Linked DNA regions of Mus musculus: regions 1, 2, 3, 4 and 6 are each linked to region 5. Evidence: chromatin loops called from intact Hi-C (ENCODE). Cell type or tissue: heart. All regions are shown on one strand. Links, peaks and the distances in the headings refer to the core of each region. The heading gives the core; the rest is flanking DNA.

What was found. A loop is a pair of places that touch in the nucleus more often than their neighbours do. Peaks named below come from ENCODE experiments on the same cell type or tissue, not always from the same donor. Only the 100,000 strongest peaks of a DNase experiment are listed, where the experiment ranks them.
Region 1: a loop joins it to region 5, with 3 times the contacts of the local background. A loop is called at or near these places in 3 of 42 quality-filtered maps.
Region 2: a loop joins it to region 5, with 6 times the contacts of the local background. A loop is called at or near these places in 17 of 42 quality-filtered maps.
Region 3: it touches region 5 in a loop (2.6-fold over the local background); 11 of 42 quality-filtered maps call a loop at or near these places.
Region 4: a loop joins it to region 5, with 2.5 times the contacts of the local background. A loop is called at or near these places in 11 of 42 quality-filtered maps.
Region 6: it touches region 5 in a loop (5-fold over the local background); 17 of 42 quality-filtered maps call a loop at or near these places.

What each region holds. Positions count from the first base shown.
Region 1 is chr3:84,310,566-84,315,591 of GRCm38, reverse strand. No RefSeq gene overlaps it. Among named protein-coding and RNA genes, the nearest start is that of Trim2, 53 kb to the right of the region's middle. In heart, for the core only: CTCF peaks have their summits at 876 (motif pointing left) and 2,372 (motif pointing right); DNase peaks (open chromatin) are centred at 811 and 2,361; H3K4me3 peaks cover 265 bases; H3K27ac peaks cover 494 bases.
Region 2 is chr3:83,944,817-83,949,842 of GRCm38, reverse strand. The region is part of intron 7 of Tmem131l (transmembrane 131 like); the gene reads left to right. Among named protein-coding and RNA genes, the nearest start is that of Tmem131l, 93 kb to the left of the region's middle. In heart, for the core only: a CTCF peak has its summit at 2,818 (motif pointing left); no DNase peak of the experiment used is centred there.
Region 3 is chr3:84,153,402-84,158,427 of GRCm38, reverse strand. Mnd1 (meiotic nuclear divisions 1) reads left to right here and starts at 2,642. Exons shown (of 8, transcript NM_029797.3): 1 at 2,642-2,766. The coding sequence starts at 2,764. In heart, for the core only: no CTCF peak of the experiment used is centred there; a DNase peak (open chromatin) is centred at 2,617; H3K4me3 peaks cover 1,476 bases; H3K27ac peaks cover 922 bases.
Region 4 is chr3:84,120,953-84,125,978 of GRCm38, reverse strand. All of the region lies in intron 4 of Mnd1 (meiotic nuclear divisions 1), which reads left to right. Among named protein-coding and RNA genes, the nearest start is that of Mnd1, 32 kb to the left of the region's middle. In heart, for the core only: a CTCF peak has its summit at 2,324 (motif pointing right); no DNase peak of the experiment used is centred there.
Region 5 is chr3:84,037,904-84,042,929 of GRCm38, reverse strand. Tmem131l (transmembrane 131 like) reads left to right here and starts at 2,769. Exons shown (of 35, transcript NM_172681.4): 1 at 2,769-2,953; 2 at 3,545-3,615. The coding sequence starts at 2,830. Gm30352 (a long non-coding RNA gene) reads right to left here and starts at 2,709. Exons shown (of 4, transcript XR_867387.3): 1 at 2,019-2,709; 2 at 878-1,082. In heart, for the core only: CTCF peaks have their summits at 2,199 and 2,850; DNase peaks (open chromatin) are centred at 2,249, 2,609 and 3,579; H3K4me3 peaks cover 2,543 bases; H3K27ac peaks cover 2,088 bases.
Region 6 is chr3:83,951,453-83,956,478 of GRCm38, reverse strand. The region is part of intron 7 of Tmem131l (transmembrane 131 like); the gene reads left to right. Among named protein-coding and RNA genes, the nearest start is that of Tmem131l, 86 kb to the left of the region's middle. In heart, for the core only: a CTCF peak has its summit at 2,464; a DNase peak (open chromatin) is centred at 2,418.

The DNA of each region.
Region 1 (5,026 bases), core at 324-4,323, 270 kb before region 5:
GACCTGATTATTTGTCTGTTTCTGGGTCTTTATCATGTGCTATAATGCATTATCTCTGCTGACCAAAGCTGCTGTCTTCTGCTTTGGTACAAGGAGTGTGTGGGGGCTGGGGGGGGGGGTGGCACTTAGCCCCACCTAAGCTGCCTCTGGGGAGACTGGAGTACTACTGCTTGCTGCAAGAAAGAAACACAGAACTAAGACACTGTTGATAGCAGAATCTTCAAACCCAGTAAGTAAACAAGAGGCTTGAGTTTCCTGGCATGAGAGTGCTCCTCTTGGGAGATCTTGCTGTCTTTGCATTACTGGGTGTTTGCTGTTTCTTAAAAGATGGACCGTGAAAGCCATCTGATTAAACTTGGGTGGGGCTACTTGAGTGGATGAGGTGTGTCTTCATTGGTAAACAAAAATAAACTTTAAAAAAGGAAGCCGGGCCCCGTGCCGGGACAAGCTAGGGTGGAATCTCCATCAAACAGGATTTGTGTCAGGCTCAAGCTGGCCCTCTGCCTGCCATTCTGGGAAGAAATTCATGCAGATTGGAGTGCTGAGTCTTCAGACATCAGGGTGGAATCCCCATGCCAGGCATACAGTATCTTTGAAACAAGTAACCATATGCTTTCAAGTATCTGACTTCATTTTATATTCAGCTCACTTGCATGCAGGCATGCACACGCTGGGGTTGACTGAGCACGTCTGTGGCAGGCTGCAGCCGGATCATGAAGATAGGGGAGGCAGCGCTTGAATGTTAAGTTTCTTTTGAGTTTTGTGACTATACTTCTCTCTGCTCAGTTTGGACCGCTGAGTTAGCTGCTTTTGTTCTTGGCTGCTACACTGTGGCCAGATGATTTTTTTGAGCATCCTGGAGAACTAGTGCCCTCTTGTGGACAATGCACTAATCTCAGATTCAGTACATGTCAGATTTCCTAAAGGGCCTTATATTTAAATATTCTTGGCAGAGAACACAGAAGGAAGTTTGATGTTCTCTGAACGCAGAGAACAAACTTTTATGTTAAGAAAAATGACTTGATTTGGAACTTTGGGTCAGGGAGTCTATTACTTAATAGTGTTTCCTAAGAAGTTATAGCTTTATATTATAGTCCACCCCCCAACCCCGTGTGTGTGTGTGTGTGTGTGTGTGTGTGTGTGTGTGTGTGTGTGTGTGTGTGTGTTGGATGTAAAGCCCTTATCTGGCATGCTTTATTTGTAGCACTCAGGAGGCAGAGACAGGCTGATCTCTGAGTTTGAGGCCAGACTGGTCTACAGAGTGGATTCCAAGACAGCTAGGACTATAGAGAGAAATACTGTCTCAACAAATGGGGGGGGGGGGGAGGGGAGGGGGAGGGGAAAGGGAGGGGAGGGTGAAAAGGAGGGGAAGAGGGAGACCTTTCCATAAAGACAGCTGGCTCTTTTGAATCTCTATAGGGTAAGCACTTGCTGTAAATGCCAAGCCATACTGCTGTTTTAGGTATTCACACATGTTACAAAACACCCCAGGCAATCTCCTTCACAGCCCTAACAGCTCCTGGTCAAAGATGAAGTGTGTCTCTCACAGTCTTCCCAGAGGGAACGCCTCAGGAGCGAGGCTCCATGTTAAGTGTTGGACACTTAGTAAGGACCTGGTAGGTGTCTGCTCTCCTCAGGTTTATTGGTGACCTTTTCAGCTCGCAGGTCACCAGACCCAACAGTCACCATGCTAAGTTCTTGGCTGGACTCTAGAAGTGGATAAGAGTGGCGGGAAGCAAATGAGGTCGCAGAGTCTGGTTCACTGTAAGAGACAACCTAGAAATCCCCCAATGTAGGATGCTGCGAGTAATCACACAGCAAGTGCGCCGAGCAACATCACTAGTAAAGAGCTAGAGACCCCTCTCCTGCCAGGGTCGTCTTCAAGCTGCCACTTTCCTCTGGCAGGGGTCTCTCCTGACGCAGACTGCAGGCCACTTCCTTGTTTCTCGATCATTTTGTCGCCCGCATGTGCAAGCCTTATCTATAGTTCAGCTTGTACCACTCCATTTCGTGTAACTTCACACTGTATCTTTCCAGTTGGTTCCTTTCCAGCCCTGCCCTTTCTGTGTTTTGTTTTGTTTTGTTTTGTTTTGTTTTGTTTTGTTTTGTTTTAAAACTGTGATTTGGACCCAGGGCCACACACATGTTAGGAAAGTACTGTACCACCCCGGTATATCTCCGATCCCTCTGTCACTTTTTATTCTGAGACAGGGTCTCTCCAAGTTGCCCAAGAAGGTCTTAGAAATTCCTTAAAGAACCCAGAGAACAACTCAGTGACCCACAGGGGTCACTGGTCAGTTTCTTAGTGTCTTGGTCTTCCTCCGTATTTCATCATTTCCTGCACCTCAGGGGTTGGAACAGATGCATGCTTGATCCCTATACAGGACACTAGATGGCGCCATATCCTTCCACTCGTAGCACATCAAGCTAATTGTCTCTGAAGCCATCAACTGTTGATGCTGGAAGGCTAGATTCATTATTTATTCCCGGGAGGTCTTCAGAACGGTGATATCTGAATTTCGCCATTTGGTGTTTGAGGATATATCTTGGTAATGGTTCATTCATCTAGCATGTGCGAGGCCCTGGGGTCAATTCCCAGCAATAGAGGGAAAAAAGTACTGACTTTAACATTTAAAAAACTCACTCCGTTAAAATTTCACTTGAGGGCTGGTGTGATGGCTCAGGGGTTAAGAACACTGACTGCTCTTCCAGAGGTCCCGAGCTCAATTCCCAGCAACCACATGGTGGCTCAAACCATCTGTAATGGGATCTGATGCCCTCTTCTGGTGTGTCTGAAGACAGCTACAGTGTACTCATATACATAAAATAAACAAATCTTTAAAAGAATTTCCAGTTGATATGCAAAAAATGGTAAAGTTGCTTGTCTTCCTGGGATCCTGTGGGCTCTCGTCCTTTATTTTCCATCATCAGTAGAATAATTATACAAAATGTCACCTCTCACATAGGATATGACTTCGCAGTGGTATGAGTCAGAAGATTCTTGCTCTTACTATGTAGTTTTCAAGAAAATGGATTCATTCCTGTGGGGGTTGGGAGTACAGACACTCCCTGTTGTGTTGGGCTTTTGCCAGTCACTGAATCTGCCTGCACACGGCTGCTCTAAACAGTAGAGCACGTGAAGGTGATGGTGGATGAAACCTACACCTGTGTCCCGTAGAGATATAGATTCTGCTTTGTGTCCTTAGAGGTGGTGCCTGGGGCTGCTTGTGAGAAATCCTGTAACCCAGACAATGCCACTTTAGAAAGCCCACCTGTGGGAAAGATGGTCAGCCATCCCAGGGAGCCTGGGCGTGAGACCTCCCACTGCAGCTCCGTGTACCATGATAAAGCAGACTGGTGAGTCCCACCCCACCATTTGCTCTTCCTGGGGCACAGGTACTGTGGCCATTCCCAGCAGGTCCCACATGAAGTTCTAAAGTGGAATTCATAACCATTTTCATTGCACACAAAATTTGGCAAGACTAGTTACAGGCAATAGTTGGCAGATACCTCCAGGTCACCCTCAGAAGATGACCCATGGGACTGTGACACTCTGAGGGGCTGCAGTTGCTGACAGGCACTCTGTATTTTAATGCTCTGTTCCTTGTTTGGTTAGTGGAGCCTCTGGAGATGGTTTCTGGATCCTTTGGATGTAACTTTGGTAGTCTTTGGTAGCTCACACATATTTGGTGTAATAGAATGGTCCAGCCTCATCTTACGCTGGGATTTAGCCAGTGGTCCAAGGATCTTGTTGTCTTTTGTGGAGAATATTATGATTTGCTTCTATATTCCTCCTCATAGACAAGATAGATAGATGCCCCGTGAATTCACACTGAGAACTGCAGCTCAACTCAGAACTCACATTTGACTTAACCTTCTTGTCCATCTGTCTGCCTGTCTGTCTGTCTGTCTGCATTCCCTTGAACACTGGAAATGACTAACTGGCAGAAGCCATCTAGGAAAGATATGGCAAGTAAGTTTCCTTGAGGTGGCCCACCATTTTGCATGGCTGTGATGCAGACACTCTGGAGAGGCACAGCCCCAGAGACTTCGTCCCAGGGTTGCTTCTTGCTGCTGATATGTCTTTCCTGACACTATTACATAGCCCAACGATTCCTGGGCATCAGCCTATCTGATTGGGCAAATTTCCTGCAGATCAACACAAAGATGAACTTTCATAAATTCATGCTGTTTAGATGAGTTAATGACTTTATAGAATTCCTGACTTGATTCAAATAATTTTAGGAAGAAAGTGTAAGGAGATGGCTTATTTGTTTTGGCAGAAAGATATAATAAAGTCAGAATGAGGAAGAACAGAGTATGCCCCTCCTCATAGAATAGTAAGTAAAAAGTGCATAATAAGGAATGCAATGAGCTTTCACAATTACACCAGGAAGAAAAATAGGCTTCAGACAGATTTATGATCAAGGAAAAGCATTCATTCTAGGTCAGGTCCAAGGATGAAGTCACGGGTGTGCACTCTGATAAAGCAAGGCCATGTGACACTGTTGTTGCTTTGAACTTATAATGAGCTTATAGAATGAAACACCGCTTTGAACTTACTATCAACATCCGACTGTAACTCCCCTTTTGTGTAACACTTTATCTATGAGGTAATTTTACAAAGAACCTTTGTCTAAGAAAGTATAAAATGGCTGAGAGAAAAAATAAAGTGTTACTGTTGGGGTTGTGCTCCATCCTCCAAATGCATATAGGTCTGTCCATCTGTCTATGTGTATGTACAATATGACTGTATGTCTTTATGAATGTATGTCTATATGTATGAACATGCATACATAACTAGGTATATGTGTATATAGGTGTGCATGTGCACTTGTGAAATTGATGAAACAGTCGGGTCCTGCCAGTGTGTGTGTGTGTGTGTGTGTGTGTGTGTGTGTGTGTGTGTGTGTCTGACTTTCTTCCTTTCTTTCTTTTCTTTTCTCTCTGGCTCAACAAAGAGTTAATGAAATCCAAGTCTCTTGCCTGGACATCTAGCAACCCTTGAACCAGTGAAGAAGTTGGA
Region 2 (5,026 bases), core at 695-4,694, 93 kb after region 5:
TACTGCTTGCTGGGCAGGTATGCCTGTTGGTCGTGAGGCTCATAGGGTGCTGCGGAGTTGAGAGTAGCCGCCTATCAAGGAACAGGCATCCGTGGGCATAGCAGGATTGCTTTCGTGCTCTACCACTTTGTGGGTCTGTTTATTTCTTGTGTCTTGTTCATGATGCTCAACTGAATTATGTCCAGACTCTGCAGAGTCCCTAGGCTGAGATGTGGGGTGCGCTAGCCTTCCGTCACTTCTCACTGTTGACCCTGGAGGCTTCAGACCTATTTCTTGAGGTTTCCCTTCTGTGCTGCCTGCTTGCAGCAGAAGAGCTACCCTCAGCAGATTCCTGAGGGGTGCAAGAGCCCAGATTAGGGAGCCATCAGCCTTGTGCTCTGTTTCTTCTTGGAGCAAACTCTTTACATTGCAGGGGAAGTGCTTTGCTTCCAGTGTTTTTGGCTTTGACCACTCCCACTATGAGCTAGGCTCTCAGCTCTTTTTCACTTAAAATAGCCAGTAAGTATGTTTGCTGCATAAGCTGGAGGAACTGAGGTCAAATCCCCAGCATCACAAATGGTTGTAACCCTCTGCTGTACCAAGATGGAGACAGGCAGATGGCTTGCTGACAGCCGGCATAGCTCTAGATACAGTGTGTGACTGTCTCAGAGGAATAAGGTGGGGTGACAGGACAGGCACCTGCTGTCTACCTCTGGTTCTCACACATGTGCCCCAGGCCAGCACACACGCATGCCCACCCCCAACTTTTAAACAAACTGAAAGGAAGAGGAGAGAATGACTTCGAGTGGTGTTTCCAGCCTGTGAACACTTGGTTCCCAGCATGCTGAGCCCTGTCAAGGCAAAAGCAGTGTATTCTGGTGAGCCAGCGTGGAAGGACAAAACAGAGTTGTTAACCTTGTGTTGGCCAGGGAGCAAAGACTGGAGAAACAGCTAGCGGAGCCAGAAACCCCTTCAAGTGGGAAGGCCAAATTGTTTGCATAATGGGGCCACTTGCATTTGGGTAGATCCACCTCATTACCTAGAGGTTACCTCACTCTAGATTGCTTGCATTTGTCCTTCAAGGTTTCTGGCAAGTATGCTGGGTGAGGGGGGGGGGCATGTGGTTATCATCCCCCCACCTTTGGGCTTTGAACTGATTGTTACATTAGATGAAAAGAATTTAAAGTATTTTAGGAACAACATATTTCCCTTAGAAACTGAAGGAGTGAGGAAGAGGAGTCCCTCCTCACAGCTGCAGTGTGGGAGAGCCACTTTCCACAAACATCCAAATTATTGTGGAACTAAACTAAGGAAGTGTGTTAATTGTGAGTGAATACATAGAAGTAAACTGCCCCTCTCCCCTCCTCTGTGCCCAGTAGTTTGCACATGTGTCTCACTCTAGCCAGAGTGAATTCAGTAACTCTCTCCTAAGGATGGAGGTAGGGTCTTAACAGTAACGAGGGGATGGCTGGGGTTTGGTTTTGAAATGATAAGGATTAACCCTCTTTCTTGAGAACAAAACAAAAAACTAAGTCCAAGCAGCTCTTCATTTGTTCATATGTTTTGTGAGTGTATCTGGAAATATAAGTAAGTTTTTTGTTTGTTTGTTTTTGTTTTTTTCCTCTTCCTCCATGGGAGGGCAGAAGGTAGTGATGAGGATTGAAACAGAATTACTGTTTAATACCAGGGAGACGCAGCCATGCTGCCCTTCCTGATAACTGAGCTGAGCTGTCATCAAACATTGAACGACGGCTGTAGCATCTGAGAGTGCGCAAAGGTCAGGGCCCAGGTTAGCTCTCATGTTGTCCAAGGCCATGGCTGTGCAGACTTAGTTGTTACAGCCTCATGTGTTTGGGCTGCCAGCTGGACTATCCCATGGCCTGTCCAGAGCTTGTGTTCCTACTGATAGGGCATGCTGACATAAAAGATTTAGCATCTGAGGCTGTGAAAAGCAGCTAAGAAGAATAGGTTGTAAAGTTGGGGCTTTTCATTGGAAACCTAGTTTCAAGTACTTTGTTCATGTGGTCTGGGTGATTCTGCGGACTCTCCTGGGGATTCTGTGGACTGACTCTCATCTGGTGCCTGGCTGTTGTTGATACAAGTCATCAAAATGACTTAGGGCTTCACCACTTTATTTCCTATTTCATCACACAGTCTCAGAACTTCACACGTTGTTCTTAAATGTCTTAGCCAGTGGAAGGAGATGACTTCTCAGATCCCAGCTCCCAGTTCCGTATTCTCCTTTTACCACAAACCACCAGGCTCTATACAAAAGTAGCTTAAAGCATTTCTGCTTTCTTGAGTGCTGTATCTTGAAATGGCTTTTAAAATCTTACGTCTGTGCTGCCAAAGTTCTATGTACCTAGGAAGAATAAGCTCTGCTAATTCTGGTTTACAAAAATAACTTCTCCCACTAGCTGGCTGGCCCTAGGACCTTTGATAAGTCACTGGCCCTCCACGCTACATTTCCTCCATGTCTAAAAGCGATAATATTACCATTCTTTAAGTAAAGACTTAATATATGTTATACTCTAGGTTATTAAAGTAAAATGGCACGTTTCAAACATATAGAATTGGTTGGTTAGTTGGTTGGTTGGTTTTCTCAATTGCTCAGGCACTCTGGGGTAGGAGGGGACAGTCTTCCTGTTTTGCTTGCTCTTTTGGGTTCTTTCAGTGGAATTTGCAGTATTTTCATTGTTGTTCCAGATAGTTTGTATTTTGGTAAAAGTTTCTCTGTTAAAGTTAAGATTGTGAGAAAGAGCTGTCAACTTTTCAATTTTCTTTTGACAAATCCACACAGTTCACAGGCAGTGTAGACATACTCCAGCTCCCCCTTGTGGGGTTCTGAAATATAATCTATCAGAAGGAAATTACAGTTTGAGTCTCCCTAAATCATAACTTATAAAATTAATAGTACTCTAAAGATTGAAAAATCTTGAGCCCCAACAGGACACCACAAACGTGATAGTTCAATATACACAAATGTTTTTCATTGGCAGAATTACTTTAAAAATGTATGACCAACCAAAGAAAACAAATGGTGGGACTCATGGCTCTAGCTGCATATGTAGCAGAGGATGGCCTAGTCGGTCATCAATGGGAGGAGAGGCCCTTGGTCCTGTGAAGGCTCTGTGCCCCAGCATAGGCAAATGCCAGGGCTAGGAAGCAGGAGTGGGTGGGTTGGTGAGCAGGAGGAGGGGGGATGGGATAGGGGGTTTTCAGAGGGGAAACCAGGAAAGGGGATAACATTTGAAATGTAAATAAAGAAAATATCTAATACAAAAATAATTTGTGAAATTATGTCCAGGCTATATGTATAAAGCATTTAAGACATAAGTGAATTTTGTATTTAGACACAAGTCCCACCCTTAAAAGAGCTAATGGTATGTGAGAGAGAATATTCCAGAGTTAAACATTTCCTTTTTTAAGCCCCTAGAATAGAGAAGCACAGAATCTTGAGTGGTTTCTTTATGTTATGCTTTTACTGAGCACACAAATCTTGCTTAATTTGGCAGATTATAAAAATCATCTATGTGAAAACTTACCAAGAATAACAACATCAGCTTGTAAATCATATGAGGTCACTGTGTTCTTAATTATGTTTAAATTGTCATTCTGAACGCTCAACATTATTTATCCATTCAGAGAAAAGTTAGAGGGAAGGAAACTATTTTAACCAAAAACCTAGTTCCAAGCAGCTCTTCATCTGTGCACATGTTTTCCCAGTTGTGTGGTGTCTGTGGACTGCACACCCTCTGTCAGTTCGCCAGCCATATATCAACTCCCTCCTTAGGCAGAACATGGAGTTGAGTGCTTATGATCTACTGAAGAAGGTAGACCTGACCAAATTGTTACCGTGCAAGTGAGGAACGTTAGAAAGAGTTAGGTAGCAGGTGTCCCTGTGTAGTGATGGGTGGCTGCTCAGGTATGGCTTCTGAGGGTATTTACGCTGAGGCAAATTAGATAGCAAGTAGGGGATGGTGGTAGGCAGGCTAGCAAGTGGGTTCACTCTACAGGAACAGCAGTTTCAAAGATACCAACTAGAGCAGTGTAGCCAGTGTGGACATGGGGGCCTTGATCTTGCAGTTCTCTTGCCTCCACCTCCACATGGTAGGTGCCGGCCATCGTGTCTGGCTTGTGAACTCACCCTTTGTGGAGGGAGAGTGGAGTGGAAAGGGTACAGGGAGGAAGTTAGCACACCGCAAGTTTCTCTCTCAATTACTGTGGCTAGTGTAGTTATTTATTTAGGCTCTGTACTCAGCGAGGCTGGCACTCAGCATCAATATGGTGCAGAGCTGACAAAGTGCAGAAAGTAAAGTGCCCAGCTGTGTTCCAGGAAAGCCTCATTCGCAGAAACAGGCAGAAGACTGGAGTTAGGCTGGGGACACGGTTCACCATCCTAGAGCTGCATGGTTTGGGGGGATGGAGGAGGCCAGTGTAACTGGCTATAATGGAGGCTCAGACGGTGAAGTGAAGTGGACTTCTCAGGTGTGAATAATGCCAGGGCTGCTGGTGGTGCTAAGATGATGAGTGGTTTAGGACCTCCATGTGCAGCAAGGTGCCCAGCTTGTTGCAGAGCTCCCTTGGGTGGAGGACGAAAGTGTAAGAAACGCAGCACCCAGATCAACCATGACTGATGGTCGGGAGACAGAAGCAGGGAAATAGAGAGAAGCAGGCTGTTTCATGTCTTTGGTGCAGGGATTTGTTCATAGTTTTACTTTGAGAGGTTGTTTGGAGTTTGTATTGGGAGTATGGATACCCATGTACTCTTGGCTGAAGAGTGATTCTTCTCTCTCTGGTCCATATCTTGAATGAGAAATGGTCTCTGTCTATACAGTGCTACTGTGTATCGCATGCGCAGCTTCAGGAGGGCGCACGGAGGGAGAACAGACTCCTTAACCATTCACCAGCCAGATCACAATGGCCCTTGAAGATCAGTGGGGCAGATGTAGCCAGCAGGCTGCCCTGGCAACCTCATAGCACTGCTCTGCTTTAGACAGAGTAGAATATTATTTACTAGCAGTAATTTTGTAAGTCTTTGTTGGAT
Region 3 (5,026 bases), core at 320-4,319, 120 kb before region 5:
GGATTAAAGTCATGTACCACCACTGCTCAGTGGCAATTCTTGTGAAGGAAAATATTTAACTGGGTCTGGCTTACAGTTTCAGAGGTTTATAGTACACTCTCATCATGGCAGACATAGTGCTGGAGAAGAAGCTGAGAGTTCTACATCTTGAGCTGGAGGCAGCAGGAAAAGACTATGTGTCACACTAGATGTAGCTTGAACATGTATGAGACTTCAAAGCCCACCTCCATAGTGACACACTTCCTCCAACAAGACCACATCCACAAAATAGTGCAACTCCCTATGGGCCAAGCATTCAGTCACAGGGTTGATGGGAGCCATACCTATTCACTCCACCACTTACAGCTCAGTAAAGGGCTTGCTTTGTTGGTGTGAAGACCTGAATTCCATCCCGAAAATGTATATGAAGTGTTGGACATGGTGGTGTGTTTGTGACCGCAGCCCTGGGGAAGTAGAGTCAAAGAGACCCTGGATCTTGCTTCCAGGAGATTCTAGACTACTAGGGGTGCTAGAAGCTAGAGTGGGAGAAGCCTAGTAGACTCTGGAGTCACTGGGGTCCCAGTCCCCCCAGCCACTGTTCCACTAGCATGGCAACATTCTTCCAGCACCACCAGCTGCTGAGTGGTTGGAAGCCATCATTGACAGGTGACATCCTGGGGATTGGGGACACCAGGTAAACAAGAGTAAGTGTGTGGGCATGCTAGCTGTCAGAATGATCGGGAACAAAATCAGACCCACCCACATAGGGGACAAGAACACCACTGAGAAGAGAAAGGAAACATCACTCCGTCTGAGAACTGGCTGGGGCCTGTTTGGCTGAAATATGACAGACTGCCAGATTGTAGCCTGCTAGTTAGCTCTGAAGGTTCCCCATCTTTGACAAGATGATACCTCTCATCTTCTGCAGATGAAACTCTTGCTTTTAAAGTAGTTAACTGTTCAGCTATTCCCTCCCACGGCATACAAGACTCAGAGCTCACAGTCTGAAAGGTTGGGGAAAGATGTTTGTGGCTCATTCATAAGAGTTTGTATTTTAAGTAGCTAGGAATGATTCCAGTTCCTTTAAAGCATGGATTTAAAAGGTATTTGCGAGATGATTATAAAGCAAACTGCTTGCCTTCTAGAGACAAGGTTCCCCGGCTAACCCACCCTGCTGAGCACACAGCACTCAGATTGTTTCTTTCCATAAGCCCACACGCCTCTAGGGACTGACACAGCTCATTTTACTTCTCAGCTGGTCTGTTCACCGTACAACAGAAGCTCTAATTGGTTGACTTTTTGCTCAAGTATTTGACTGACTCTGTGCTTTGACCTCAGTCTTTAAAACACATAAATTATGTGCATAGATGAGCAACCAACCACACTTCACCATCACCTGGGAACTTTCAGTAAAGATTTCAGGTCTAATATAGGTTGACCAAAAAGAAAATGACTAAAATTGCTTGCATTTGTATAGTTGTTACTTGATTGGATAAACTTATTTTTATTGTAATAATAATAATAACATAGGAAGAGGAGGAGGGGGAAGGGAGAGAGAGAGAGAGAGAGAGAGAGAGAGAGAGAGAGAGAGAGAGAGAGAGAGAGAGACTTGCTGTCAGGAAGCCCTGTCCTGAAAACCTAGGATTGAAAAAAAAACTTAAAAAAGTAACTGTGATAAAGAGCAAATTAAGAACTCTAGAAAAGCGTTAATAAAGTGGATGTGATGAAAACTCTGTGTCACATAATTGACAGGAACATCTCTGCTATATGCCTGTTGTCAGGGTATGAGCATGGCAAGCAGGTTTGGATACATACTCACCCCCATCCCCGACTATTGCTCTCCTTTGTAAATGCTTTGGATGATTTTTGCTAATCACGTTTATCCTATCTTATAAAATAAAGGTTTTAGTGAAACTTTGAGAGACAGATTCACTAGTAGTTGCAAGAAATAATTTAGAAAGCTCCCACATACTCTTTATTAAGGTCTGACAGTCAGCAGCACTAGAATATTTACGTTTCATTTGTAATGCAGAACACCTGCACTACTCTGTACACTCTCACCGCTCTGTATCAGAGGACTTTTTAAGGCTAGAGGTTGGTGCTCGCCTTTAATCCCAGCATTTAGGGAGCAGCAGCAAGCAAATCACTGAGTTCGAGGCCAGCTTGGTTTACAGAGAGAGCTCCAGGGCAGCCAAGGCTACACGGAGAAACCTTGTCCCAAAAAAGCCAAATAATAAAATTAAATAAGACAAAAATAAAATAAAATAGAAAAAGAATTTCTTTTCTAAATGTACTCGTTTCTTGCAGCCAAAGCCCCATATTTTTTTTTTTAAGCTAAAAGAACACACTTAAAAGCGAAGACTCAAAAGTTGCCTTTTAAAAAGAAAACTAAAAGCTACATTGAACACTTAAGTAGTAAGCAACTCTGCAACCCCAGAGGCACGGGAAGGGAACAGAAGCCTTCCCTGCTCCAGCTCCCACGCCAGGCCCCAACTTTTCCTTTCTGCCTACAGGCTGCCCAACCCAGACTGGTCCATCTGGTCTCAGTCCGGCCCTGCCCATCTCAGGCTCCTCCCCTACTGGACCTGCCCATTATTTCAGGCCGCGCCCCTCACCGCCCTGCCCATCTTCTCAAGCCCCGCCCAGGCTCGGCTCCTCCCTCGGGTCCCGCAGTCCTACCAGGGCCGCCAGGGGTCGTTGCATCTCCCCTGCACTTCCTCCGGTCCTTCCCACCCCACGCGGTTGTTGGCGCCAGACTCAAACAGGGAGGCCGCCTCGCGCAGCATGGTAAGAGCGAGGCTCCGACGCGCGCACCTCTGGGCTTCGGGGCCGCGGCAGCAGGGGTTGTGCCTGGCCAGGCCTTGTGAGGTTGGCCCCGCGCCCACTGCTGCGCCCGAGCCCTGATGGCGGCCTGCGCCGCCCTGGTTCCGAACCGGAGCGTTCTAGAACCGAATCCAGAAGCCCCGCAAGTTGGACCGATCCGCGGCTCCCGACCGAGAACCCCAGGGCGCACGCGCTGCGGAGTTGGCCACTGAAGTGTTCAGTGCCCTTCGGTTCTCCTGGAATTAGAACCCGGGGCCTTTTACTTGCTTGGCACGGCGCTCCCCTTTTTCAGCTGCACCCCACCACTGTACTTAGTATGCTAACAGGAGCCGCCCAGATCACTCCGCCTTTAGATCATGGCAGTGACACCCCCACCCCACCCCGCACCCCCGCCTTTAAGGGCAGGGTAGGACGCCCCACCCCCCACCCCAGCCTCCCCCACCCCCCACCCCACCCTGCTCTCTGCGGGCCAATCCTGGTTTACTACCAATCGCCGTTGTCTATTCGGACTTAATGACTCTCTGCCCTTTGGATCGTTTTTTTTTTTCAACTACCTTCAAAGTTTTGTGTCATTCTTTCCACTTTTGGCGACAGAGTATCAACGAGTCGCTAGAGTGACCCCAGATTTTAATATCTTAATTTAGTTAATTTTGGTCGTCACACAGGGTGGACAAGGATCAGGTCGTTGGGCATTTATTTGAAAAAAAAAAAATTGCCCAGCTGTAATTATAACTGATAACGGCTTCTTTGTGGTTAAACTAACAGACGGGCCACCTGGGCATGCAATGGCCCAAGGAGCCCAGGACCAGATTCAAAACAACAGTGTTACCAGTGTTTGGTGTTATCATGTTTCTCTTTGTAGAATTTAAGTACCCGACTAAAAGGAACTAGGAATTATTGATGTGCCGGCCTCACCCTCTTATTTAACCCTCTTTATAGGGCAGTTGCCTACTGCCAAAGGGATTTAATGGCTCTTAACTCTTCACGCAGGTATTGCTATTAGTTTTATATATGAGCAGGAAAAAGTTCACTGTTAGTCTGGTCAAAGTTAAACTTTTGACCTCTTTCCGAATGTGAATTACTATTTCGATTTGGCTTGCTTTGGCAGGTAAACAATTACAAACGTAGGCCTGTAATCCCCAGATGGCTTTGCGTCTCCTTCATAATCTGAAGGCATCTGTGTTTTACCACAAGGAAATACCCCTCCCCAGTTTTGAGGACTTTCTTTTCTTTTTCTTTTCTTTTTCTTTTCTTTTTTTTTTTTTTTTTTTTTTTTTGGTTTTTTCGAGACAGGGTTTCTCTGTATAGCTCTGGCTGTCCTGGAACTCACTCTGTAGACCAGGCTGGCTTTGAACTCAGATCCGCCTGCCTCTGCCTCCCTAGTGCTGGGATTAAAGGCGTGTGCCACCACCGCCTGGCGTTCTTTTTCTTTCTTGCTGAAGTCTCTAATGTCAGTATGATGTCCATTTTACATTAGTTGTTTTAAATCTGACCTTGGATGTTTCCAACTGTGATTAGTAAGAACTCCTAAAAGGCACAGGGATAAATCATGCTGGAAGTCATGCTCCAATTCAGCTGCGTTTATATGATGTTTATATTGTGGTAGTAAGAGCGTTCCGAAACTGAGCTCCCCGGGACATTAGAGTCTCCTTGTTGCTTGCCTCTGGGGGATTGTAAAGAACTTTCCAGAAACTGTTTATAATACCAAAATATTAGGATTTGTCACCCCAGATGTGGGCTCTGTTTTCTCCTGATTTAGCCACATGATTAAGTCCTAATGTAGGGAGCTGAGCAAGCCTTGAATGAGTGAAGACCCCAGTGAACCTGTGTTGTTGACATGCATGGCCTCATCAGAGACACCCCCCCCCCCCCAGCTCCAGGCTTAGAGAGGTGGCTATGTTTCCCCCAGAAGAGGAGTGCGAGTTTTGACAGTCTGTGTGGAAAATGTTCACTAGCTTTGCTCCCTTGCGCACGTTTATGGCCTGAAGACCACTCACTCCCCTAGAGAGACTGCTCCTTGGTTACCAAGATTAGTTAAACCTGCCTCTGTGTTCAGATGTATGTAATAACCCTGCCTCCATGTTTATCTGTATGTAAGGCCCCACTGTAAGAAGTACCCTGCCTCTCTGTTCAACTTTACAATGCACGTACTGAGCTGCAGTGCTGCAGGTTTTCCATCCAAGAGCCCAGACCACCCAATCCCAGCTTTCTGCTCTGCTTTTCC
Region 4 (5,026 bases), core at 362-4,361, 83 kb before region 5:
GCTGCAGAGAGATCTGCGAAGTGCTGAACAAACACATTAATCACTGCGCCCCTGCCTGACTTCAGCAGAGCCTGGGCTCAGTCCTAAGTGCTGAGCACTTGGCCTAAGAGTCTTGCCCTGCCCTACAGTCCCTTTCCTTCTGCCTGATAACATATGGCAGTGAAAATGATTTCCACCAAACAGTCAGGATTATTGGAACACTGGTGTAATATTGACTTTAAAAAAAAAAAAAAAAAAAAACTTAGCTTTGGGAATGAATGTTATGTGGGAACAATTAAGTGTGTATTTTTAACTTCATCATTTCATTTTTCTACCATTTTGCCTGAATTATACTTGACAGGATTCTGAGTAACAGATGCAATGTGTTACTGAAAAGGAGGTTCTGTAATCAAAAGAATTTGGAACCCTGGGTTCACACAAGTAGCTAGTTTGAATTCTTGGAGCCTTTAAATATGCAAGTCTTCCTTATCCAGTTTCCTTGAGCTATTAGTGTTCCATGAAACACACTTTAGTAAATTCTGTCCAAGTTTATGGTGTCACTTCAGCAAATTAAGACTGTATGCACTGCCACAGAGTGCCCTCTCAAGTTTGAATTCATTCTGGTTGCCTGAGATAATCTCAGCTTGCAAATTGCATTGCAGCTTGTGTAGACCTCTGCTGGTGTCAACAGGTTCTTTTTTCCTGGTTAAATACACCTGCATGGAGTCTCTGAAGAGCCCAGCTGACATTCCTTAGCCTTAAGAACCCTCTCACCAGGCACTTAGAAACAGACAACTTGGTTAGTATATTTGTAGTGTCTGTCTTACAGGTTATGCATCTATTTTTTTCTACCCAGTTAGCTTACTTCAGATCTGTCTCTGAGAGACATTGGCAAGCAAGAATTTTCCAAGCTACAGAAGTTCACATTGCCCTGATATTTTAAAAATAGTCACATTGGCATTTTTCCAAAATAAATTTGTATATAACTCACTTAAAACCAAATACTATTAACATTCTTAAAGCATATAGCATTTTTACTTTTAATTCTTTGTATATGGGTGTGATTGGGTCAGGTCTCCTGGAGCTGGAGTTATAGGCAGCTTGGGTCTTGAGGAAGAGCAGTACAGCATCTTAATGTCTGAGATGTCTCCCTCTCCTCTCTTGCTCTATTGCTGACATTCTTATGTATGAGTAAACAAATGGGAGAAAAGGAATTCAAATTGGCTTCCATAATAGGGATTCATTATCAGAGGTAAGAATCTAGAGGTAGCCTTCTCAAGGGTGGCTAATTGCACTACACTTTATCTAGACTGCCTTTGACATTTGACTTTCCCTGTTTGGTTCTAAGTACTTACTGAGACTCCTAAGTCCTCTCTCAACAGTGCCCAGAAAATAGACTTCCCATCCCCTCCCACCCCACCCCTCTCTTTGTCTCTGTCTCTCCCTCTCTTCCTCTTCCTCCCTGTTCATCCCCACTCCACCCCCCCCCCCCCGAATCTTTTATATAAGAGGAAAATGTCAGCATGCCCCTTTGCCCAGGCAGGCGTCTGTTTCGGTCTCATTGGCAGAGTCTGAGTTGACAGGCTTATACTGAAAGATTGTTCTGGGAGCATCCTGTTCTTTCAGAGCACATTACCACTCTAGACTGAACAGAAATTGGAGCTCTGTTAATAGTGAAAGGCTTTGTAGGAGCAACTAAGAGATTCTGCCAAATAACATCCATATGTATTTAAAGCCTTTTAAGCCGGGCATCCTAGCTGCTCGGAAGGCTGAGGTAGGAGGGTATTTAGAGGCCACCCTGGACAATGCAGCAAGCCTCTGTCCCTCCACCTCAAATGAAGATGTGCTTTTAAGTTGAATATTATTTCTATCTCTTGTTGTGTCAGATACCAAAGAGTTAAATACTGTTTGCAGAGATAGGGTGACTGGAATATTAGAGATGGGAGAAGGAAATATGCATGTATTTTATTGATAAACAATTTGAAATAATTGAAAAACAGTCAATGGTTAAAGCTGTTGAAATGCATGCATTTGATGCTAGTTTTAAGTTGTCAGAGATTTAGAAAAAAAAGTTTACCATTTGCTTTGCTCTTGTGTGCTTTGCTCTTCAGGCTAGGCTTCCAGACTTCCCTAGAAATTACTCTTCTTTGCCGTCGGAGCTTCATGGTGTGGTTGAAAAGGGTGACCCTGTACTAGTTATCGAATTCCATAGTCCCTGCTCCAAACACTATTCTGTGTTTCCCAGGAGATACAGGCTTGTGAGCATCATTCTAGACAAATATAAATCAACCAGTCTGGAAAAGACCCAGTCCACAATAGCCAGACCTTAATGCCCTGCCACCAGGTGGTGGCAGAGTGTCAAAAACCATGCATGCCATTAAAAACCCTCATTTCAGTTTGTTTGCAATATTTGCCCCAAAAGGCCATCAGTATTTTATAAATTTTAGTATTTACATTCTAGTAGCAACTCCAGCTGCTCTGTATTTTATAGCCATTTCATAAAAATTAACCCTGTCAGCTGCATTTGTGTTTAAAGTGAGCTTTTGACTCAGGGCATGCATGGTTCAGACTTAATGATTTCACTTGATCACATTCAGATACAGAGTCTATCAGTTCCCTAGTATTTATATTGATTTATAACCATGACTTGCCTACATTATAATTTTTTTCTAACCAACTTAATTTTAGACTAGATATAAAACAGTCTCAACTTTGAAATTTGCTGATTTTCATATTTTCAAGGCTATACATTTACATGTTGACTAACCTTTAACACTTCAAGATACTTCAGTGGTAGTCTCACTGGCATCATTGCCTGTCATCTAGTAGCACCCAAACCAAATTTAAATCTTAACAAACAAATGAAGAAAAGTACAACACACTTCCTAGGACAATGGGGCAGCATACACTTTGAGGATGCCCATTGTAAAAACGTCAGTTTGTGTCTGTCTAGCTAATTGATGATGACCAATAGCCGCTTGATTTTTATCAATAATTTTTAGTTCATGTAATAAGGAAACCAATAAAGGACTAAAAATATAGTTGAGTGGAGATACCAGCAATTGACAGTGGCCTGTCGCTGCTTGCAGTATCATCACTAAGCTTTTCTTTCTTAGTAAGTAAGATTTGTGCCTGTCAGAAAACTGAACAAATACAATGTTGCTGTAGTTGAACATTGGTGTTGCTAGGAATAGACAAGAGAGTAAGGCTGTGTGGAGAAGCCTAAATGGAACGCATGTGAGGGTTGGATGTGAACACTGTCTCCACAGAATTATCAGCAGATCTCTGTACACACCTGCGATGTGCATGACCACTCACAGACAGCATGAGCAATACATAATACATAAGTATTTAACAATGAAAAACACGTATGGGTTGAGGGTATAGCTAGCTTTAGATTGCATATTTAGCATACTTAAGGGTCTAGGTTCAATTCTCAGCACTACAAGGAAAAAACTTGATTCATAAAAATGTGAAGATTTATTAAATATCAATAACTGAAATCAGTCCAAGGGGTTGGGTGGCTCAGGGTATAAGGCACTTGCCATCTATTCATAAGGACCTGAGTTCAAATCTCCAGAACACATGAAAAACTGGATGAGATAGCACATAACTGTGATCCCCAAATACCCACAGCACTGATAGGCAGAGGCTGTCCCTGGAAGCTCCTGGACATCTGCCCAGCAGATGCAGAAGTAAACAAAGAGGCCCTGTCTCCAGGTGGAAGGTGGTAAGTGCTACAGCATAGATGATCCTTGAGACATTCTAAGTAAAATAAGCCACTCCCAGACTCTCTAACATACCCAGGGTCATAGGATCAGAGATGCCCTGAGCAGAACTTGGGCGCTAACTCACACAGTCAGTCCCAGAACACCCAGAAGAAGCTCCACTCCCAGGGGCTCTAACACACCCAGGACCACAGGATCACAGGTTCCTAGGATCCCAGGAGCTTGGTCACACCAGGGCCTAACAGAAACAGAAACTAAACAGAGACACCGTGAAACTAACAGAAGTTTTGAACAAATGGATCTAACAGATGTTTATAGAACATTTCCTCCTAAAGCAAAAGAATATACCTTCTTCTCAGAACCTCATGGTACGTTCTCCAAAATTGACCATATAATTGGTCATAAAACAGGCCTCAACAGATACAAGAAGATTGAAATAATCCCATGCACCCTGTCAGATCACCATGGGCTAAGGCTGGTCTTAAATACCAACAAAAACAACGGAAAGCACACATACACATGGAAGCTGAAAATCCCTCTGCTCAATAATAACTTGGTCAAGGAAGAAGTAAAGAAAGAAATTAAAGGCTTTTTAGAATTTAATGAAAATGAAGACACATCATACCCAAACTTATAGGACACAAAGCAGTGGTAAGAGGAAAACTCATCGCTCTAAGTGCCTCCAAAAAGAAACTGAAGAGAGCTTACACTAACAACTTGACAGCACACCTGAAAGCTCTAGAACAAAAAGAAGCAAATTCACCCTAGAGGAGTAGAAGGCAGAAAATAATCATACTCAGAGCTGAAATCAACCAAGTGGAAACAAAAAGAACTATACAAAGAATCAACCAAACCAGGAGCTGGTTCTTTGAGAAAATCAGTAAGATAGATAAACCCTTAGCCAGACTAACAAGAAGGCACAGAGGCAGTATCCAAATTAACGAAATCAGAAAAGAAAAGGGACACATAACAATGATATATATCTTAAAATAAGTAATCTATTTGTTAGATATTTATAGCTGAAAATATTAAAATCATGTTCTGCAAACATCATGGAAATATTATTGGTAATTTTTTCTCACTGTGCTTGAAATTTTCTTAATGTTTAACTTCAAAGAGTTTTTGCTATTTTGAAATTTTCTTAATGTTTAACTTCAAAGAGTTTTTGCTATTTTGAAATTTTTAAAATATACTTACTGATAAAATAATTTCTCTCTTAGAAACACTGGTAATCTTTTTAAAGTAAATTTATTGTTAGACAATGTACACAGATATATAATGCATTTTAAATACTCTTACTATGTCAGGTGGTATCATAT
Region 5 (5,026 bases), core at 418-4,417:
CTCCATGTATAGGAATTATTCCAAGGTTGGAATGATAAATGAAATGTTAATCAACAGCTAATTCACACATTTGCCTATTAGTATCAAATTTAACACTTTATAGGTATGCCACACCTCCACAATGGGAATAAATTGTAGTACAATTTCTAGCATTTCTTGAGTACCTAATGGCAGATGTTTAGCATGCCTTATCTCACCTCATCTCCACAGTACTTCCTGGGACTTAGCATGGCTAGTCTTCTCTAGATTAGGGTTGTTGGGTTTACCATTTGAGTCAAATTTATATAGGATGTGTCAAGATACAATTTGTGTATAGACTCGCTTTTCATCTGTACTCTAAAAAAAAAAAGTTAAAAAACATTGTTAACATCATGGATGTTTTAAAATAAGAACTGATATTGTCATTGTGGTTTTGTGGTGCTGAGGATCAAAGCCAGGGTCTTGTGAATGGGGCAAGGGTGGCGCTACTGAGCTACATCCCCAGCCTTCTTTTCCTTTTCAATGTTGAGGTAGAGTCTCATAAAGTTGCCTAGGTGGTCTTTACATGTCCTCTGCTGCCCCTAGGATGGCCTGGAGAGTTCTCTATTCTCCTGCCTCAGCACTGTTAACCAGAGTTCATAGGCCTGGGCCACTAGACAGAGTTGAGGGTGAGCTTTTTGTTACTGTGTTTTGCTTTTTGTTTTTAGTTTATGACATAGATTTAACAACAACAACAGAAGCTAAATAAAAAGAATAAAGATTTTCCTCAATTTCTCAGCTCTAACAGTCTGTGGCTCTGTCATTAACAGGGATAGCAGGAACACAGCACAAATACATAGGTGCTGTCTTTGGAAAACAATTTTACCTTGAAACATGGGAGCTGCTTATTGGACCATACCTTCCTGTTGCTCGTGAGTCAGCACGAAACATCCCTCCAGAGAAGGCCAAGTGGGTCAGATTTATCTAAGAAGACAGCTGTGTGGTCCTGGATCCTTCTCCAGTCTCGTGGCACTGCAGATACACGCTTCTGGCTTCGTGAATAACGGTCAGTTACCCACTTTGTAAAGAACCCAACACGGAAGTAGCAGTCTGCCCTGGAAAACCTTTGGTAGGAGAATAAATGAGAGCAGACTCAAATATGGCCTACGGTAATATTCCTCAGTCTTTTAAGTAGTTCTCTTTGAGAGTGTGATACTTTTTTAATGTGAGATTTTATTAGTAAAAAGGTAAAATAATTTAAAAATCGGTGGAGTTTTGCATCATGACTTTTAAATTATACCTGTCAATATTTGCTTGTTTTCTTAGTATGGGTTTAAAATTAATTAACATTAAAATTAACATTTAATATTTACATAATAAATAGTAAAAACTGAAACACCTAGTGTGGGCTGAAACATGTGTTGGTTTTGTGGTACTGTGACCTGAACCAAGAGCTTTGCATGCGATAGCCGGGACATACCATCGATTTTCTGAGACCCTTGAATGCAGTGAGGGAATTTCAGTATCCGAGGGGCAAATAGAAACCCAGAGAAGTGAAATGAAGAGGAAAAAAAGGGTCCAATGGGATAGGACAGGACATCCTTGCCAGGGATGCACCCAAGCAATCTGGGGGGGGGGGGAGTAAGAAATAATTGGAGCTGCTCAAGTTGGACAAAGCAAAATGACATTTCCATGTGGACATTTGCTTTTATCAAGTGTTAAGTATGGCAAAGAAATCAGGTGGTTTAACCTCATTTAGAGTTACATCCAGACAAAGAGATTAGGTTCACAGTATGGTATTATGAAGAGAGCATCCATCATTCATATTGTCCTTGACCAACATCTGACCTGCTATGAGACTACATTTTTTCCCATAGTCTAGACTGGAAGGCTCCAGAAGCAATTAAACAGAAGATCAATGTAAGCAGACAGGTGTACACCATCACTTCCTGAAGCTCACAGTCTCTGAGTTTCATACGAGCTACGTTTGCTGCACACAGCAAATCAACTTAAAAAAAAAAAAAACAGAGGCAGAAAATAAATTTCCAAGTATGACTTACACTACTTATTAATATTGTTAACTGGCAGGCGATCTGTGCCCTCCACTTCAACTACGTTTAGCAAGTGGCTGGCTCACTTTTGCAGTCTGATTCTGCAGGTCCATCTGCAGGGCTCTTGAAGGTCTAACCTAAGCTCTCCCACCTGTCAGGATTTGGACCGTCTCCACAGAGGGCGCTGAGCGCATTACCGCCACGCGGCGCTGAGGTCAGCCTCTCGGGTGTTGGGAGAGCTTTTTATTCTAAATTACAGACCTCGCAGCCACCGGATATCCTCGCTGCATAACAGGCAGTAGCTGTGCGGCTGCACTCGCGTTTCCTGACAACCACAGCAATATTTCCACTAATATCCTGTTCAAGGCCAAGCGCTGGGCTACGATTCATTCCCAGGACCCCTCCCCCCGGGGGGTTAGTGCCCCCACCGTGGCCCGGGTGTCATCGACAAAGAGAACCTCATGAAAGTTCACGACAACACCCTCTCCCCGTGGGCCGCGAGCCCCAGCCCCCAGAGTCAAGCTTCTGGGGGCCCTCGGGCACGTGCTGCGCGCTGTGAGCGTTCGCATTGTCTTCGTCCCTCCGCTCCCCGCCGCGTTCCATCCCCTTCTATCTGCGGAGCACACGCGCTCGGGAGCAAGCGGCGCGCCGGCGCTGAGCAGCAGTCCAACAGCTGCGGGGGCGGGCCCAACAGCGGGGGGCGGGCCCGGAGGCGGGGCGGGGCCAGGGCGCGGGGGCGGGCCCGGGGCGCGGCCTGGCGGCCGCGGCGCCACCAAACAAGAGAACAAGATCGCTGCGAGCGAGCGCGGCGAGCACCAGCATGGCGGGGCTCCGGCGCCCGCAGTCCGGCGCCTACCGCCGCACGGCCGCTGCCGTGAACCTTCTGCTGGGCGTCTTCCAGGTCCTGCTGTCCTGCTGCCGTCCGGGAGGGGCTCAGGGACAAGGTCAGCCCGTCGTCGGGGCTGGCTGTCCCCGCCGCCCCGCCCCCCCTTTCTTTTAGGGAACTGTTGAAATCTGTGAGGGTTCGCGGAGGAAGGGGACTCGGGCGGCTGGGGAAGACGGGCTGCTGCAGCCCTGCGACCGCAGCGTCCCCTCGGCGACTCTAGGCCGGGCCAGGAGCGGGCAGCGTGGGGCTCAGGGACCGCTAGCCGCGCACGCCCCGGAGCCTTTGTGCGCGGGCCCCTGCGCCCCGGGCGCATCCCCCGCTTTGTGTGGCGCGCGGGTGCCTCGCCGCGCCCGGCTTCCTGCAGCTTTGTTTCCCCCAGCCCGGTGGCTTGGGGGTCGCGCCGTGCTTGGTGCGGCGGCCTCATGCCCTGGTCTTGACCAAGCCCGCACGCCCTCATCTTCTGGACCCCGGGGTCCGGCTGGGCATTGTATTTGCATCCTCGGCTCACCCCTCGGGTGGCCTGCCCTGCGAGGGGAGAAGGAGACTTGTTTGGGGGCAGGCGGTTGGCACGAGGGGACGGGCGAGGAAACAGGAAGCGTTTCTTTGCCGTGCATTACAAACGCGGTGTGTTTTTTTGGTGTCCGTGCAGCGTTTGAGCCCTTGCCGAACGTGGTGGAGCTGTGGCAGGCAGAAGAAGGGGAACTCCTGCTGCCCACTCAGGTGAGGAGGACCGGTGACAGGGCGGGTGTGGGCGTGTGAGGGAGGAGAGGCCTGGAGGTTGCCGGCCTTCCCCCCAATGGCACAGGAGCGCTCGGGTCACTTTGCAAGGCAAATAAACGGTCGTGCCGAGCCTGAACACCTGGCAACGGTGGCTCTTCAGCCTGGCTCCCGCGCCATGTGACAGGGTGTGAGTCAGGGCCGCCCCAAGTTCAGAAGGTGGGTGTCCAGGCCACCTCAGCAGGGTTGTGTGTCTCACAGCCTTGCGCCTGGCTAGTGGCGACTTCCTTGGCTCGTTAGTGGGCCAGGGTGGGCGGAGGACTCGCTTCTGGGTCTCCACGGCTGTCTCTAAGCAGGCGGGTGTGGTGTGGATGGCAAGTGGCTGGAGGGTTGAACACAATGGGAATATTGATTTCATAAATGTTAGTGAGTGGTACTTTGCCATTAGCCTAAGTAGCTTTGGGATGAAGAAGTGACTTTAAAGGAGTATAATCTTGGAATTTCTCCAAATGTCTTTAATTCCTGTTAGAACACACCCACTTAAGAACCTGAATTTCAGGTTTTTTCACCCCCCTACGATGATATAATGATTACATGTGGAAAAATAATTGCTAACGTTTTATTGGGAATCTGTAGCATAGAGGGCTTCAGGCTGCAACGGATGTGGTACTGCAAAGCTTTTGTCTTGAATTGCATGTTTCAGTTATGCAAGAAATTCTCACTGACTTGCAAAAGGTACCCACTTACACATAATTTTGAAAACATAATCTTGATGACTGTTTTCACCAGCAGTGTAGTAGAGACCCCAAATGCATTTGGGGGGTGTGTGTTTGCAGTGATAAGAGAACATTAGGCTTGCCTGTTTAAATTGTTTATTGCTTCCCATGCTGGTAGCAGCATTAAAATCAGGATGTTGAATTCTAACTTCTCTGCAGTCTCAAGGTTTACTGTTCTCCCTCTCACTGAAGCGGCAACAGTGCTGGCTTTGAGATATTTGGAATATTCATTTTGACCAGGGCCAATGAATAACAGCTTACAGGCAGAGGTGATTTTTCAGAGACACTTCCCCAGATCTTTCAGGAAGGCCAGCAGGCTCCAGGAGACCCACCCTTTGAGAATAAGCCCTGCTAGCAAGTAGTCCTTTCTCCTAAATGTATATTCCCAAATGAATTTTTAACCCTTGATTCTAAATAATACATCTGTTTTGAAAAGAGAGGAAATAAAAACCAAAACCGGGGGAAAAAAAAACCCACAAAAAACAACAAAAGTCTCAAAGCCAAAATCAGTTGTAACTTTAACTGAGACCCTACACTTAGCACTTGGTGTGTTTACTTTAAATAGTCCTATTTGTGAATATCAGTTGCTTAACAGTAGCACGAGCAACCTTTGACCCAGAGAACTCTTCATTGTGGGG
Region 6 (5,026 bases), core at 708-4,707, 87 kb after region 5:
TAGACCCTCTCATCCTACCACTACCTCCTGAACACTGGAATCACACATGTGCACATGTATATGGTGCTAGGAGCAAGCCTAAGGCATGTTGGGCCTGGCTTGGCCAGCTGCCCTACATCCCTCCGCCTTTTGCTCATTGGAAAATGTGTTGGCTTTTTAGTTGTAAGCCATAGAAGCTCTCTGTCCTAGAGAGCAGGACTTTTATCCAAGGTCATGATTTTTACATAGTTTCTCCCACTCTGTAGACTGTCTTCTTTAGATAGTATCCTTTGAAGTACAAAAGATACAGATTTTGATAAAAATCCCATTTATCCCCTTTTCACCTTTGGTTAGTTAGTTTTAGTATCTCATTTAAAGATTCTTGAAGATGATGACACTTTTATGTTTTAGGGTTTTGCAGTTTATCTTTGTTCCTGCCCAGTTTGACTTCAGTCTTGTGAGTGGTGTGAGGAAGACTTCGTGCTCATTCTTTTGTATGATGTGCTCAGGTGCCCATTCCATCTGCTGAAAGGCAGTGCTCCCACACTATGTGATCCTCCTTAAAGGCAGTGCTCCCACACCATGTGATCCTCCTTAAAGGCAGTGCTCCCACACCATGTGATCCTCCTTAAAGGCAGTGCTCCCACACCATGTGATCCTCCTTAAAGGCAGTGCTCCCACACCATGTGATCCTCCTTAAAGGCAGTGCTCCCACACCATGTGATCCTCCTTAAAGGCAGTGCTCCCACACCATGTGATCCTCCTTAAAGGCAGTGCTCCCACACCATGTGATCCTCCTTAAAGGCAGTGCTCCCACACCGAGTGGTCCTCATGCCCTTTGTCGTCATTTCTCCTCTCTGGGCTGTAGGTTTCTCCTTTGCTTTTCTCTGTACAGGGATTTGTGGCTTCATTCAAGTCAGACCCTCTTGGATGTAGCTCTCTCCAAAGTCAGTCAGTCTGTCCATCAGTCAGTAGATAGTTCTTGAGTGGTCCAGTTAGTACGTGGGCTGTGAATACACTCTGCAGTACCCCGACTCTTTTGCTGAGTAGGATTTGAAGTTTGTTGACAGAACTGGTCCTTGTCAGAAAGCAGCACTGATGTTAAGTTCAGACATCTGAAGGCGTTTTTCAGAAGTCACGTATTTCACGGTCTCTTATCTTTGTCATGGCTAGGAAAAAAAAATCTCAAAATGTTTACAAGGGCTTATTATATGCTAGAAGTATATAATTTTAGAAGTAAAATCCTACAAAATTTAAGCCAAAGAAGTAATTATGGAATTCCTAAGAGCATATCCCTAGTGTAATATTTCTACACTCAGGCTGTTTTCTTGTGCGTCCCTGTGCTCCTTGTGTTTGTAGCCCTCTTGTTGCCAGCTCTCCTATCAGAGGGAAAGTCTTTCTTCTCAGTTCTGTCCTGGGAGCTTTACTTCTGCTGACAGTGCTCACTTGGGGTGGAGGGTCGTGTGCAGGATATCATAATTCCTCCAAAGGGTTCTAGCTCTCCGGTGCTCAAGGCAGAGTTGTGCATTTTTTGTGGGATCTTGCTAGAAAGTGTGCTCCATGCATAGCTAGGAGTAAGATGTCTAGACAGAGACAAGCGTATCATCAGCTTTAAAATGATGTCTGTTTCCACTGTAAGGGAGGGAGCTTCATTTTGTTTAAGGAGAAAGGTGGAGTTAAGAAAAGAAATAAAATTATTTTACGTGTAAATTAGACTAAGATGATAAGAGTGATTTAAAAATGTTTTCAGTGAAACGAGATTCATAGAATGTGTGTGTGCGCACACGCTGCGAGTGCATGCGCACCCATGCATCTTGGGGAGTGTGTTTCTATGTTAACGTGATCTTGTGTACAGGGAAGTGCAAGCTCCTTAGCTTTATTATAATGCAAGGCCATCCCTAGCTAGGGTCCAGTGGTCTCTCCTTCCTTGGAGCTCCTGAGTCTCTCTTCCGAGCTAACCATCCTTCCCAGAACACACCACACCATCCCTCTCTACCCACTACTCCTCATGAGGTCTATCCTAGTCTAAGTGCGCTAGTTCCATATTCCAGGCCCAGTTCAAACACAAGCTCTTCTCAGCATTCCCCTGATCCTCGTTAGCCCTGTGCTGCTCTCTGTGGCATGGCACCAGGCCCACACCCTGTTGTGATATGCCCCCCTGCTCTTCCGGGGACTCACCTAGATCGATGCCATCAGGTCCATACCCTGTTGTGATATGTCCCCCTGCTCTTCCAGGGACTCACCTAGATCGATGGCATCGGGTCCCTATTGTGTAATGTTCCCCCCTGCTCTTCAGGGCCCAGTTGCCACCACTTCTAGAATGTCCATGCCAACTCTCTGTGTAGTACACTGAAGGCCCTGGAGTTTTAAATAGCTAGGTGAGCCAATGGGAATTTGAGCTGATCTACAAATAGCACCTAAGCAGTCACTCCCTCCGAGTGAGGAGCTCCACCTTTCAGCGCCGCCTGGCTGGCCGACCTTCCAGCAGACTGACCCGAAGCAGGTGCCATTGTTCTTAGTTTAGAAATTGTGGAACGGACTCAGAGTTCAAATGACTAGGTTGGAGGTCAAGATTAGAGCTAGGACTGCAAATGACACCTGAGTTGCTTTAGTTTTTTTCCCCCAAATGTAGTAAATGTCATAATGAGTTTCCTCTGTAATATTCATGATGCAGGAAAGAAAATGCCAATAAGTTTTTTTGGCAACATTTTTATTATGGCAACAAAAATAGACAGTTTAAAGCTCCACAGTGGAAAAAGGACTTGACCAATTGAACTGTCAGCTTAGCCGCATATTAGCGCTCCTTCCAGACTAAGATTTGGAGGCCCACGTGGAAATGTTTGACAAGCACGTAAGCCCAAGGTTGACAGTGTGCTCTTATGGTGTAGCTCTGGTGGCAGAGCATGTAAATACTATGTTAGCTTGCAAGAAAGCAGGGACTGATTGATGCAAAGGCCATGGAGAGGTGTCACTTACTGGCTTACTTCCTCCAGGACCACCCACCCAGAGGTGCCACTGCCCCCAGTGAGCTGAGCCCTCCTATATCAGTTATTAACCAGGCACATGCCTAGCAGACTTGCCTAGAGGCCCGTCTGATATGAGGCATTTCCTCCTTTGAAGTTTCCCTTTCCCAGATGACCCCTGCCAGCTTGTGTCAAGTCAACAAATTAAAATATGGTTACATTATCACCCCCTTTCTTCTAACCCTTTCATGATCTCTTTTCCAAATTTATGACTGCCTTTGTCTTACTATGGTTATATACATATAAATATACACATAACTGTATACATACAACCTGCTGAGTCTCTTTACTGTTGCTCGTGTGTATATGTTTTCAGAGCTGACCTCCTGCTATTGGGTAACCAGTTAGTGCCTCATCCCTGGGGAAGACCAGCTCTCCCTTCTTCAGTGGTACTAACTGCCCATGGCTTTTTGTCTAAGGGTTGCACCCCATGAAACATGTTTTTCAAAAACATTTTCTTCAACACCTTCGTAGATCTAGACTTTGTAGATTCTCTCACACATAGAGAATGTTTTATTGATTTGTTTGGTTGAGGCAATGTTCGAAACATGTGTTGTCTCATTATCCATCAGTTGTGTGAAAGGCTAAAGGAACTTGAAGTTTTTGAGCCTCTGTAAAATATAAATTGTTACGAATAAAATTATGGGAAAGCTAGAGAAATTACAATTAAAGGGAATCTGTGGCACACAGTTGTACTGTGTGTACACACTTGCACACGATGACACACTAATTTCTAAAAAGTATGTTTTCAAGATATTCTGTGATTGCAAAAATTATGATTTGTAACAAAACAAGAGAAACAAACCAGAGGAGTGAAAAGTAAAGGGTGGGGCTGAGGGAGGGTGGCTTTGATCATATGTGTGTGCGTGTGTGCATGCGTGTGTGCTTGTGTGTGTGTGTGCGCGTGCATGCGCGCATGTGTGTGCATGCGTGTGTGCGTGAGTGTGTATGTGAGTATGTGTGTGAGTGTGTAAAAGCATCATACTGAACGCCACTGACAAATGCAATTAATACATCATAGTAAAAAAAAAAGTATTACAGCCTGGCAGTGGTGGCACATGCCTTTAATCCCAGCCCTTGGGAGGCATAGGCAGGAAGATTTCTGAGTTCGAGGCCAGCCTGGTCTACAGAGTGAGTTCCAGGACAGCCAGGGTCTATACAGAGAAACACTGTCTTGAAAAACCAAAAGAAAAAAAAAAGTATTACAAAGCAAAGCCATCCTTGGTAGAGGTCACCATGATTGGTACTTGTTGTCTTCTGTAGTTTTCTAACTTGCATGTGGATGAGGGATGACTCTCTGACAGTGACCGTGTTGCTGTCCTGTGTGGTGAGAGAGTTCTCGGGTGTGTGATGTCATAAGACAGCCCTGACCAGGAGTCAGCCTTTGAGAACTGGCACAGCCTTTGCTGTAGGTGCACGATGTCAAGCCTCACACCTGCCAGGAACAGGGGCTGGAGCCCGGCGGGAGGGTGTACAAGTAGTTGCTGTTGTATGGTTAACTTCCTGGGTGCTGATCCTGCCAGTTCAGTATGACAGTGACATGGGGGAGAGGTAAAATCAGTGCGGGGAGGAGACTTGAGAGAGACTTTCCCTCACAGTTAGACAATGGAGAAAGGGAGAGGGCACATTTTACTTAATAAAAAAAGGTACTGCAAAAACTTATCTAGGATATGGAAGGGAACATAGAAAAGTTTAAGGGCTCCATAGTAGCCCTGATCTTCTGACTGTTGCACACAGTAGGGGAGGGTCAGGGGTCCCCATAGTGGCTGTGTTCTACGGATTGTCCTGCATGATTAGGTGGGTGGATGAGCAGTTTAGATAAGGGATGTTTCCCCCTACTAGATTGTAACCTGAATCAAGCTTTATGTCCTAGCTGAGAAACGATGTGGTCTGGCAGTATTATATGAAGTAATAATTGAATTCATTAATAGAGAAATAATCTTAAGGAATTATAAGCTGTTTATGAAATTATGGCCCTCAGTTTTTTAAAACTTCTTTCAAATAGTTATTGTGTTAGAATACTG